2 separate regions of the Homo sapiens genome follow, and region 1 is linked to region 2. A link is a contact called in ENCODE Hi-C or POLR2A ChIA-PET data. All regions are on one chromosome and are shown on one strand. The core of a region is the stretch at or near the end of the contact, and the rest is flanking DNA. Distances in the headings are between cores, read along the strand shown. Region 1 holds the start of CAVIN3 (caveolae associated protein 3). Region 2 holds the start of TRIM3 (tripartite motif containing 3).

The links. Hi-C counts contacts between places; a loop is a spot of excess contacts on that map. ChIA-PET counts read pairs that join two places held with the same protein, here RNA polymerase II (POLR2A). Pooled maps may share reads with other maps.
Region 1: a map of IMR-90 shows a loop between it and region 2 (25-fold over the local background). The contact joins the promoter of CAVIN3 here to the promoter of TRIM3 in region 2. A Hi-C loop is called at or near these places in 6 of 168 maps with a recorded cell type or tissue (IMR-90, Right ventricle myocardium inferior, ascending aorta and 3 more) and 20 of 50 pooled maps. POLR2A ChIA-PET finds 5 or more read pairs at or near these places in 10 of 52 experiments (AG04450, BJ, GM10248 and 7 more).

The regions. Positions count from the first base shown.
Region 1 is chr11:6,319,251-6,324,412 of GRCh38, forward strand. CAVIN3 (caveolae associated protein 3) reads right to left here and starts at 1,251. Exons shown (of 2, transcript NM_145040.3): 1 at 843-1,251; 2 at 1-314. The coding sequence starts at 1,226. LOC101927825 (a long non-coding RNA gene) reads left to right here. Exons shown (of 7, transcript XR_930998.4): 1 at 1-447; 2 at 4,335-4,442; 3 at 4,644-4,785. RefSeq lists enhancers at 1-664, 1,208-1,257, 1,468-1,827, 1,838-1,897, 1,928-2,017.
Region 2 is chr11:6,470,754-6,476,179 of GRCh38, forward strand. It overlaps TRIM3 (tripartite motif containing 3), which reads right to left and starts at 3,188. Exons shown (of 12, transcript NM_033278.4): 1 at 3,038-3,188. RefSeq lists enhancers at 1,849-2,788, 2,789-3,727 and a silencer at 3,085-3,314.

The sequences.
Region 1 (5,162 bases), core at 1-2,500, 150 kb before region 2:
TCCAGCGTGGGCTCCAGCGCAGGCTGGGCTTCCGGCTGGGCTTCAGCGCTCCGGCCAGGCCCAAGGCGAGGCGGCTTGACCGGGGTGGGCGGTGGCGCTGCAGGGCCTTTCCGGCCCGAAAGGGCCCTTCGGAGGCTCTGTACCTTCTGCAATCCGGTGCGCCGCAGCCGCTGGGCCCTGGACTCCACCGGCTCCTCGTCCGAGCTCTCTCCAACTTCGGCCTCCAGCTGCTCTGGGCCCAGCTCGGACTGGTCCGCCGGGCCCAAGGGCTCTGGTGCCTTCTGGAAAGCGCTGGCTGGGACTTCACCCTCCTCCTGCATGTGACGGACACAGCACTGATCCTGGCAGCTCCTTACCCCCAGCAGCCCGAAACTCACTCCTTAATTACACAAGGGAAACCTTTTACCTCCGCAGCCAGAGTCTGGGGGGAAAGGCAGGCGTGGGAAGGTAAGGGGAGGGAAAGCTGCGTGCGAACTGCAAAACGCTGTAAAGTAGGTGAGGCCTGGTGAGGGGCGAGAAGAGGATAGTGCCCGCAGTCACGGAATGCCCTTTCAACCACCGTTATTTTAGGGATTGGCTGGGACTCAGACCAAATTCTGCGGACGTGGCCTGAGCTAGAGCTGGGCGGGCTTGGATTGGCCAGGCGGGGCTCAGGCGTGAGAGGGAGGGATGGGGCTGGGTCTTGGGAAGTGGGTGCGGCTCTGTGAGTCTGTTCCACAGCAACAGACGGCGGGAGGGGTCAGGAATGTGGGTGTGGTAGGTGGATGGAAGCGGGGAGCCCCCAGCTGGTGGCCCACAGGCCGGCAAAGGCCTCGGATTGGGGACCGTTTGAGGTCACTGACCTTGAAGAGCAGAACGTGGAGCTTCCCGCGCGCCACCAGCAGCCCGTGGTTGGCCTCCAGCCGCTGCACCTGGGCTGCGCGGCGCACCGCGCGCTCTTGGGCGGCGTTGGCGTGCGAGCTCACGCGCTCCGCCTTGGCCAGCAGCTGCGCCAAGGTGTTGCTGGTGGTGTCGTGGCTGCGACTCAGAGCGCCCAGGCCGCTCTGGATGCGGCGCACGGACCCTGCCAGGCCTCCCTGCCTTCGAGCCAGGCCTCCCTGCCGCTCCCGCAGAGTCTCCAGCATGGAGGCCAGCTTCTCCAGCAGGGTCACCACCGTCACGGCGTGCACGGGACCCCCCGCCGGCGCCTCGGGCACAGGCCCCCGCTCCAACGCACTCTCCCTCATGATCCCTGACCGCTCTGCTCCGTCTGCCTGCAACTGCTGGCCGCACTACGGTCAGGGGCCTCCTTTCCCTGGCTCCTCCCCAGCTCCAGCTGTGACTCAGGCAGGCGGAGTTGGCCTTCTGGGGCGGCGGGAGGGCGCGAGGGCGTGGGGATGTTGGCAGCGGGGTCTCTTGAAAGCGTTTCGCCTTCCGCTGTCCCGCGCCGGGGGCCTGCTGGGAAGCCTGTTGGCCCCAAATCGGCCCCCTGCAAACCCTCTCACTCTGAGTTTGAGTTACCCTCCTCCGCTCCAATTCCCTGGTGTGCCTGTTTCAGTTCTCCACTGCAAAGGGCGAGTCACGGAAATTTTTATTTCATGCATCTTAGTGGGCGCAGAGACTGTGTTGGCACGGCAAAGAGATAACCAGAGGGGCCTCCGTCGCCGTCCACTTTCGGCCTCCCACACCAGTGAAGATTGCCCCCAGGCTGGATGCAGGCGACAGGGAGGCCCTGGAACATTCTGCTTACAGATCGCGAACTGTCAAGGCCCGAGGCCCCGCTTTGTGACTTGGACAGGCTGCTCATTGTGGGCTGGCGGGCGGGGCATCCTCTGGTGTTTTCCTAATAGTCATCTCCAGGGTTTAGCCTCAGGCTTCGTTTCCTGCTTCTTTATTTCGTCCTCTTGGGTAGCATTATCTGGTTTCTTTTCTCTAGTTTTCTGCCCTCTCTTTCTTTGGGTTTCACTGGTAAATCTCAGCCGCCCCGGCCCCAGCACCCAAGCTTGGAGGATAAGCAGGACACCTTCACCTCTTTTAAAATCCTTAAAAGCGTTAGACTAGGCACTGGTCTTTGCTTTGATAGAGGTTACTTGGGCTCCTGCCTGACTTTTTTTGCTTGTTTGTTTGTTTCTTGTGTTCTGTGGAACTGCGGAGAGTAAAGATTTGAAATTGCTGCTGCAGAGAGGGAGAGAGTGGGCATGGAGGATCCAGTTAATGATGTGGATTGTGAATTTCTAATGTCAGCAGTTCGAAACATCCCATGCCTTAGCCGGGCGCGGTGGCTCATGCTTGTAATCCCACCACTTTGGGAGGCCGAGGGGGGAGGATCACGTGAGGCAGGGAGTTCCAGACCAGCCTGGGCAACATGGCAAAACCCCGTCTCTACTAAAAATACAAAAATTAGCAGGGCGTTGTGACACACGCCTGTAATCCCAGCTACTCGGGAGGGCTGAGGCAGAAGAATCGTTTGAACCTGGGAGGCAGAGAATGCAGTAAACCAAGATTGCTCCACTGCACTACAGCCTGGAGGACAGAGCAAGACTCCATCTCAAAAAAAAAAGAAAAGAAAAAAGAAAATCCCGTGCCTTGTTTGTAGCAATACTTGGCAAACCGTCTCACAAATGCAAGTAATCCATTAATCCTGATGATCTCTCTCCCTCTTCCTCTTCTCACTGAACCTGTGAGGGCCACTTGTTGACAACTGTGGAAGAAACTTGTGTCACTCTGGAAATAGTTACATGGGCCTGAAGTGCCACAGACGTGGGCAGCTAATGCCAGAAATCTGGTGATGCTAAGCTGATGGCTGATTTCTACAAATACAAGGCCATAAGCCTGACCCCTGCTGCTTAATACAAGAGAAAATAAGCTCTCTTGGGAATCTGGTGGGAATCACCATCTCTTCCAGTGAAACTACATTTACCCAGAGAGATCCATCAGGGATGTACCAGTTAAAATGCTTTCAGACTGAGGGAACAAAAACTCAATTCAAACAGTACTTAGTAACAGGAAACTCAATTCAAACATAATTGAAAAAGAGGATTGGTAGAGTGGTGATTAAGTGTGAGTCATTCACAGCTCCAAATCTGGTTTTCTACAGTTCTCTCCACTGCTCAACTATGAGCCCCATCCCGCACCTCTCACACTCCCCCATGTCCCCCACACACCCCCTACCCATGTGTATGTGCCCACATACGCACAGGTGTCAGCTTCATTCCAGGCCTCACAACTCTGCACAAGATCTTAAAAAAAAAAGGGGACCATCTTAAAATTTAGGACATTTATTTCCCAGAAGCCTCCCAGAATTTTTACACTTGCCTTCCACTGGGTTACATGGCTTTTCCAAATCCAAATTCTATGGCTACAAAAATGACATGCATTGATGGGTTTAGGCCTATGTTCCCTAAACAATCACTGACAAGAAATCTAATAATTGGCTTTTGACAAGTTAGATCAATTCTGAAGTAGAGTAGATTCAGCTTCCCCAGGAGTATTAGGGTGGTATGGGAGGAAAAGTGGATATCTGTACAAAAATCTGGGTACTACTGGGAATGGATATTAATATTACAGGAAGCCTATGAAAGAATCACCAGCTTTGATGAGTGGGGCTAAGGAAATTCAGTGCATTTGGAAGTAAGAAGTACTTGCATAGATACTTGGATAGATTTGGATAGATTTTTTTTTTTTTTCCTGAGACCAAGTCTCGCTCTGTCACCCAGGCTGGAGTGCAAACGCGCGATCTTGGCTCACTGCAACCTCCGCCTCCCAGGTTCAAGCAATTCCCCTGCCTCAGCCTCCTGAGTAGCTGGGATTACAGGCACGCGTGACCACGCCCAGCTAATTTTTGTAATTTTAGTAGAGGCAGGATTTCACCATGTTGGTCAGGCTGGTCTTGAACTCCTGACCCCATGATCCGCCCACCTTGGCCTCCCAAAGTGCTGGGATTACAGGCGTGAGCCACCGCGCCCAGCATAGACAGATATTTTTTTAAAACCTGGTAATGAAGTGGCATTGTTGTCTGGAGTAAATACCCGAGATTGGTTGTGTCACAGCTATGGAAAACTAGGACATGGACACACAAAGAGGTTCAGAGCAGAAGTTGAATAGGCAAAAGAAAAAGAAGAGCTCTCTGCAGCAGAGAGGGGTCCCAGAGAAATGGGTTGCTGGTTCCACCGTGGAATGCAAGGGATTTTATAGATGACCTTAAGGAGGCAGTGTGTCATTTACATAGGGCACAAAAGATTGGTTGGACCAGGTGTGTCATTTGCATACAGCTCAAAAAACTGGTTAGGGCTAGGTATGCCATTTGTATAGGCACAAAAAGATGGCCACCCCCACCCTAATCTTTTATTTTGCAGATGGGTTCTCTACCTGGCCAGTGCCATGTTGCCTGTTTCTTTACTGTAACTGTGGTGACAAAGAAAAGGGAAGATGGAGCCTCCATGTTGAACATACCTGGCCCCCAGGTAGCCCTTTTCTATTGACACAGCTGCTGGCATTCACCCCTGCAGGCTTCCAGCTTGCTTATCTATGTTTGCAGCTTGATTTTTCAGGCTGTTCTTTGTTAGAAAAGAAATGATTTGGGGGCTGATTTTTGTTAAAAGGGAAATTCTGCTGAGGACTCTTTTGCCCTCACTATCTGCCTAATTTTTTTCCATCTCCTGTAGCACTAACTCCCTCTCTGGATATCTGGAACAAGGAGGACCTTAAACTTAACAATAAAGCCAATGATGGTTCTACCAGTCTCCCCAAAGCCTCAAGTTTAAAAGCCATATGAACTGGCTGATAGTGGAAAATGGAAGCCATGAGGTAAGTAAAAATAACTTGGGGCCAGCTAGAAGAATGCCTGAGTCAATAATGCAGAGATTGACAGAAATTGTAGTAGAGTGACCTTGATTATAAAGTATCCAAGGAAGAACTGTATTGCAGTTTCCAAAAAGGGTAAGAAAAGAAGAAAACAAAGAAAGATGCAGAATGATGCCCTCTGTTCAAAAATAAACTTACGAACCTTAAAATTTTAAAGGGTTTATTTGAGCTAAGAACAATTCATAAATTAGGCTGCACTCAAGGCCAAAAGAGGTTCAGAGAGCTCAGCTGCAGCAGTGTGGGCAGTGAGCTTTTATAGGCTGAACATGGAAGTAAGACAAAGAAAATATATTTGATTCATTAATATGGAAATTCCCCTA
Region 2 (5,426 bases), core at 1,938-4,437:
AGGGTAAAGAGAGAAAGGAGGGTCTATCACCAAGTCCCAAGGAACCTCAATATTTAAGAGATAGGCCCAGGAAGCAGAGTCTGCAAAGAAGATTGAGAAGGCACAACCAGAGAAGCAAGAGAATCAGGAAACAGATGTCATGAATGCCAAGGGAGAAGAGAACTTCATGAACAAGGGAGTGAAATGCTGCAGAGGTCCCATTATTTAAGCCCCAAAGAGGCTTTCATTAACCTCAGAGCATGTGGTTTTCAGGGGATGGAGGACAGGAAGCCAGATGCAGGGAGTCAAGCAAGAAGCTGATTGTGAACAAATGAAGACAGCCAGTGCTGACTCCACTAGATCCTGGACATCTGCAAAGGATGTGTTTCAAGGCTTTTCAGTTTCTCCAAATTCTCAAATAGCATTAATTTTCCCCAGGACTTCCTCCTACAATCTCACAGGATTCCCAGTACACATGAGTTACACAGTTGTGAATGGAGGTAACCAAGGCATTGTTGAAAATGGATGCGAGAGGTCAGCTAGGCTCATTTGCTTGCTAAAATAACTCACGTCTACTCACTAGCTTCCAGGTTTATCTGATCATTTGAGACCTCAAAAAAATGACAAATGACTGCAGGTTACAGTCTTTGGGCTTTCTCTGAAACAAATGAAGCCTTGGATGAGGCAAAGTCCTTAAAGCCAATGAATCCTTTAAATAAGATTAGCAGGGAAGGAAAGCAATGAAATTCATGGCCATCTCCCCCAACATTGCCAGACTGAGTAAAGTGAATGAACCATTCAATCAAACTTCTCTGGGCACACTGTGGGCCAGGTCCTTCAGCTGTGAAATAGAGACACAAAGCTGAATCAGACACACTCCCTGTCTTTCACAAGTTTTTAGACTAATGTGAGAAACAGAAATGGAAACACGTAACTACAATGTGATAAGTACCATGATATTGACATGTTCAAATTGCTACAGCAGCAAACTGGAGGAAGTACCTAACTCTGAGGATGGTACAGAATAAAGAAGGCTTCCAGAGGAAGGGGTATTTGAGCTGGGTCTTGAGAGACAAATAGGACATTGATACGTACATTGGGAAAACAGTGAGTAAAGAAACAGAAACATGAGAAACTAAGAAATATGGAACAGATGGACAAGATTGCAAATCTCCAAAAGGCAGAGGTTATACATGATGCTTTTACATCCTAAAAGCATAAAAATAAATATGCTAAAAATAAATAAATCTAAATAAATAAATAAATAAAAGGCACCACCACTCACCCACCCACACAAGCGAGAACCCTGGTAGTCTTCTCAATTACACCTTTTCTTTCACCTTTCAGATACAAGCTATGACTACATCCTCAATTCTGCCTCTGAAATTTGGCTAGGTTTAAAAAGTTAGGAGATCTAGGATCTAGTCCTAATGCTGTAACTAACTCCACTAACACAAGGTGAAACTCTAGGTAAGTTCCAACCCCATTCCCTTATTTGTAAATTGGGAGAAGAGGGATGTTTTCTCAAAATCTGAGATTCCCAAGGTTCCCTCTCAAGCCAAGGGCTTCCACAGATTGTACCATGAGCCCATGATTAAATCCCATCTTGTACTACCTCGATGATTTGACTTCTAGTTTCCACTGTTAGGCTAAATGTGTTAGAGGATGGTCTTAGTTGCCTCCCCTCCACACTCCCCCTGCCCCCTCGCCCCCGTAAATAAATGTTTGCTGAGTTTTAAGTCACCTGTGACACTCTATGAACGCTCTCTATTCTAACCATATGGTTTTTCTGCTTTTCTGAACCTGGGCTATACTATCCCAACGATGGACTCTTTGCTCAAGTTCTCTCGGCAAGAATGCCATTGTCTCCTAAGTGGCTGTGGCAGTACCTGGCACACAGGAAGTACTCAGTATATGTTGGTTACAGGAGAGCTCTGTTTAAATCTCTGCAGTTCCCTTTCATCAGAGAGAGATGCAAAAGTAATGGCAGTAACAAGACAAGTGAATAAAGTCCCAAGAAGAGAGACCTCTGCTTAATATAAGGAAGCTTTTCCACAGCAGAAAGTAGCAAGTGCTCTGTCACTGGAGGCATACAAGCCCAAGGAGGCAGGGCTACTGTCAGGCCTGCAGCTCTGATTCCAATTCTGCAGCAAATCATCCCCTGCTTAGGGGATGAATGGGCACCAGTGAGCTAGACAGACTGGCCAAGGGAGACCTGTGATGTTTTCTGCACCTGCTGTGACCTCCCAGATGTGATCTTCCTGCTAGGGCCAGTCCTGAGTTTCTGTTGTCCACATCAGAGAACCCCCACACCAAGAACAAGCCCAGGGCCTGCCCTCAGTCGAACTGACCTCCCTGGGGTGCAGCCTGCCCCTCCAACCTGCAACCATCTGTCCCTGCAGGTTTGCAGCCCAGGATCTGAAGCCAATTGCAGAAGGGAGGAGGTCAGAACCAGGGAGGGGCCTGGGGTCCTCCAGGCAGGGCTCAGGCTACAGGAGAACCAGAGGGGTCCTTTCCTACAAAAAAACAGCCTCCACATGAGGCTTTCTGTCCACAGAGCAGTGCATGGGGAGGAAAGGGTGTCCTCCATCCTGACTGGTGGGCCTGTGGGTACCAGAGGATGGAAGGGGCGGGGGGTGGGGTAGGGTGGGGGTGGGGGAGCAAGGGGTGGAGGTGTCTGCACCAGGGAGAAAAGAGCCCTTCAGACAAGATGGGCCACAATATTCCAGAGTCCCACTCAGCACGCACCACCACCACCACCCTCGGCCGCAGCGTTCAGCACCCTCCGCCAACACACACAAGCTCCCAAACCCCGCGCTCCCCTAAGGAACCATCACCCATCCACCCGCGCCTCCCCGCCTCAAAACAGGGACCTCACGTGAGCAGCCACAGCCCGAAGAATCCCCCTGCTGCTCTCACGGACATGGACACGCCTCACGTGGGCAGAGAGAGGCACAGCTTTTGAAAATCATCTGTGCCCCCACCCACAGACGCTCCGACCCAGACCCGGGCTGACAGGAATACAAACGCACCCTTGGGGCCCGCCCGTCGCACTCACCGCGTTGGAACAGGATGCGAGGGCAAAGCTCGGACTGCGGCCACTCTGAAGGGCCCGCGGCGCTGCTACTGCTGCCAGCGCCCGTCCGCCCGGCCCTGCCCGCGCCTCCGCCTGTCCCCGCGCCGGCGCCGCCGCCGGACTAGCCGCACAGGCCGGAGGGAGGGGCCGGGGCGGGGCTGCGGACCGGCCGGGGGAGGGGGTGACTCCAGTAGGGAAGACCCACCCACGCCCCGCCCGCCGCCGCGGAGGCCCCGCCCACCCCGCCTGCCCACCCCTACCGCACCCGCACGCCCCCCCGCCAACGCCTCCACCTCCTGCGGACGCTGCCTCCTTGGTGCTGCTAGGGAGCCGGCGGGCCGGCGAGCCGGATCCCGGATCTCGGATCCCGGATCTCCGCCAGCTGCCTCCGGCTCCGGGAAGGGCGGTGTAGTCGGTCTCAGGGATTGAGATGAGACTCCGTCAAGAAAAGGCAGCTGGGGCAGCAGGGATTTCGGACTCTGGGAGCCTGTCTGGGCCGCCTGCCTCCTGGAGGCGCCCTTTCCGGCTTCCTTGGAGTGCTCCTATGGAATATGCTAGTCTATCGGCTGACCAGGAAGACGTAGAAACCGTCTGTACCTCAGCACGATCTCTGGGCGGCAGAAGGGCAGTACCCAGAACTCTGGGAGAAGGAGTTAAGGGGTAGAAAGGTGGGGGATTTGATTAGGCTTTGGGCGCTTCAGGAGCCCCCTCCTGAGGAAATTCTGGTTCAGACCATCCAGCGACTCCCTTCCTCACACCAAAGACACTGGACAATTCTCAGAATCATCGCCTTGTGCAAAAAGCAGCCCCAAGTGGAAAATAATTGTAACAGTTTACAGGGACTGAGTGGTTATTATGTGCCGACACAGAACTAGCCACTTTACATATATTATTTAATAGTCAGTAGGTAGCATCTTTTATTAGCCCAATTTTACAATGGGAAAAAATAGGGATCTTGCTCCCCAGACGTTAGCCCTCATCACTCAGCTAGAAAGTGGCAGAACCTGGAGTTGAGCCCTGTTTTTAGGCCCTACAACCAGCATTTGGAGACTCGGTACCTTTCATGTTGAAAAATCCCCAGTGGCCCATTAAGTGGCAGCTCATATAAGGACCACCTTCCCTGCCCCAAAAATCAAGCTCTAGTCAGATGATTGCAGGCTGATCAAAGCCCAGAAGACTGTCTGGGAGCTGCAGTATCCATGACAAAGGGCAAAGTCATGCCTGTGAGGATCCCTGCACTATGGGAATCTGCTGAGTGGGTCTTCCCCTTCCTCCAGCCTTCCAGAGGTGGGGAAAATCCTGAAAAATTCTGGTTTCCTTGGCCAAAGGGCATACAGGTGATGACACCTAGCCCTGACTAAACCAAAGTGCTGTTAGGGATCTTTCTTGTGACCTCTCCACAAGGTTCAGATTTAGGCTCAACACCTGGGTGCAGCAGGAGCTTTGGGAACCGCCTCAACCTCTTATCCACCTGAGTTCAGCACATAGCACAAGATGCTCCAGTGCTTGTGAAGGAAACCCAGACGGGGATCATGCTTGCAGTTTTGGGCTGGGGCTACTATGCTACCCAAGATGAGGGAACTGGAGTCTAGATGACACTATCTTAAGCCTCAGAGGACTACTTTTCTCAACTCTATACTTCTCCCATGCAGTCAAATTTCTGCTTAAAACACTTCTCAGCTCCTTCTCCAGAGGGCAAAAGTCCTTAACCAGCCTGCAGTCTTCATCTAGCCACTCCCTCTTCATTTTTCATTCCAAGCAATTCCTCCCAGTTCCTACTCAGAGCCTTCATTATATGCTAGCCTCTCTGCCTGGGATGCTCTTCCCTTTACCCTGCCTGTTTGTCATCTACTCACCCTTCAGGTCTCAGCTTTTTTTTTTTTTTTTTTGAGATGGAGTCCCGCTCTGTTGCCCAGGCTGGAGTGCAGTGGCGCAATCTTGGCTCCACTGCAAGCTCCGCCTCCCGGGTTCACACCATTCTCCTGCCTCAGCCTCCCGAGTAGCTGGGACTACAGGACTACAGGCGCCAGCCACCGTGCCGGGCTAATTTTCTTGCATTTTTAGTAGAGATGGGTTTTCACCGTGTTAGCCAGGATGGTCTTGATCTCCTGACCTGGTGATCCGCCCGCCTCGGCCTCCCAAAGTGCTGGGATTACAGGAGTGAGCCACCGCACCTGGCCAGGTCTCAGCTTTCAAACTGACATCCCCATTTCCACCCCAGTCCATGCCAGATGCCCCTCCTTTGTGCTCCCACAGCGCCCTCTGTACTTCTGTATCCTAATACTTATCACTGTTTTGTAGTTGCCTGGTTACTTCTTTCCCTCAGTAGGCCCTAAGCACTGTGGGCAGGGACCGTGTTTTATTCACTGAT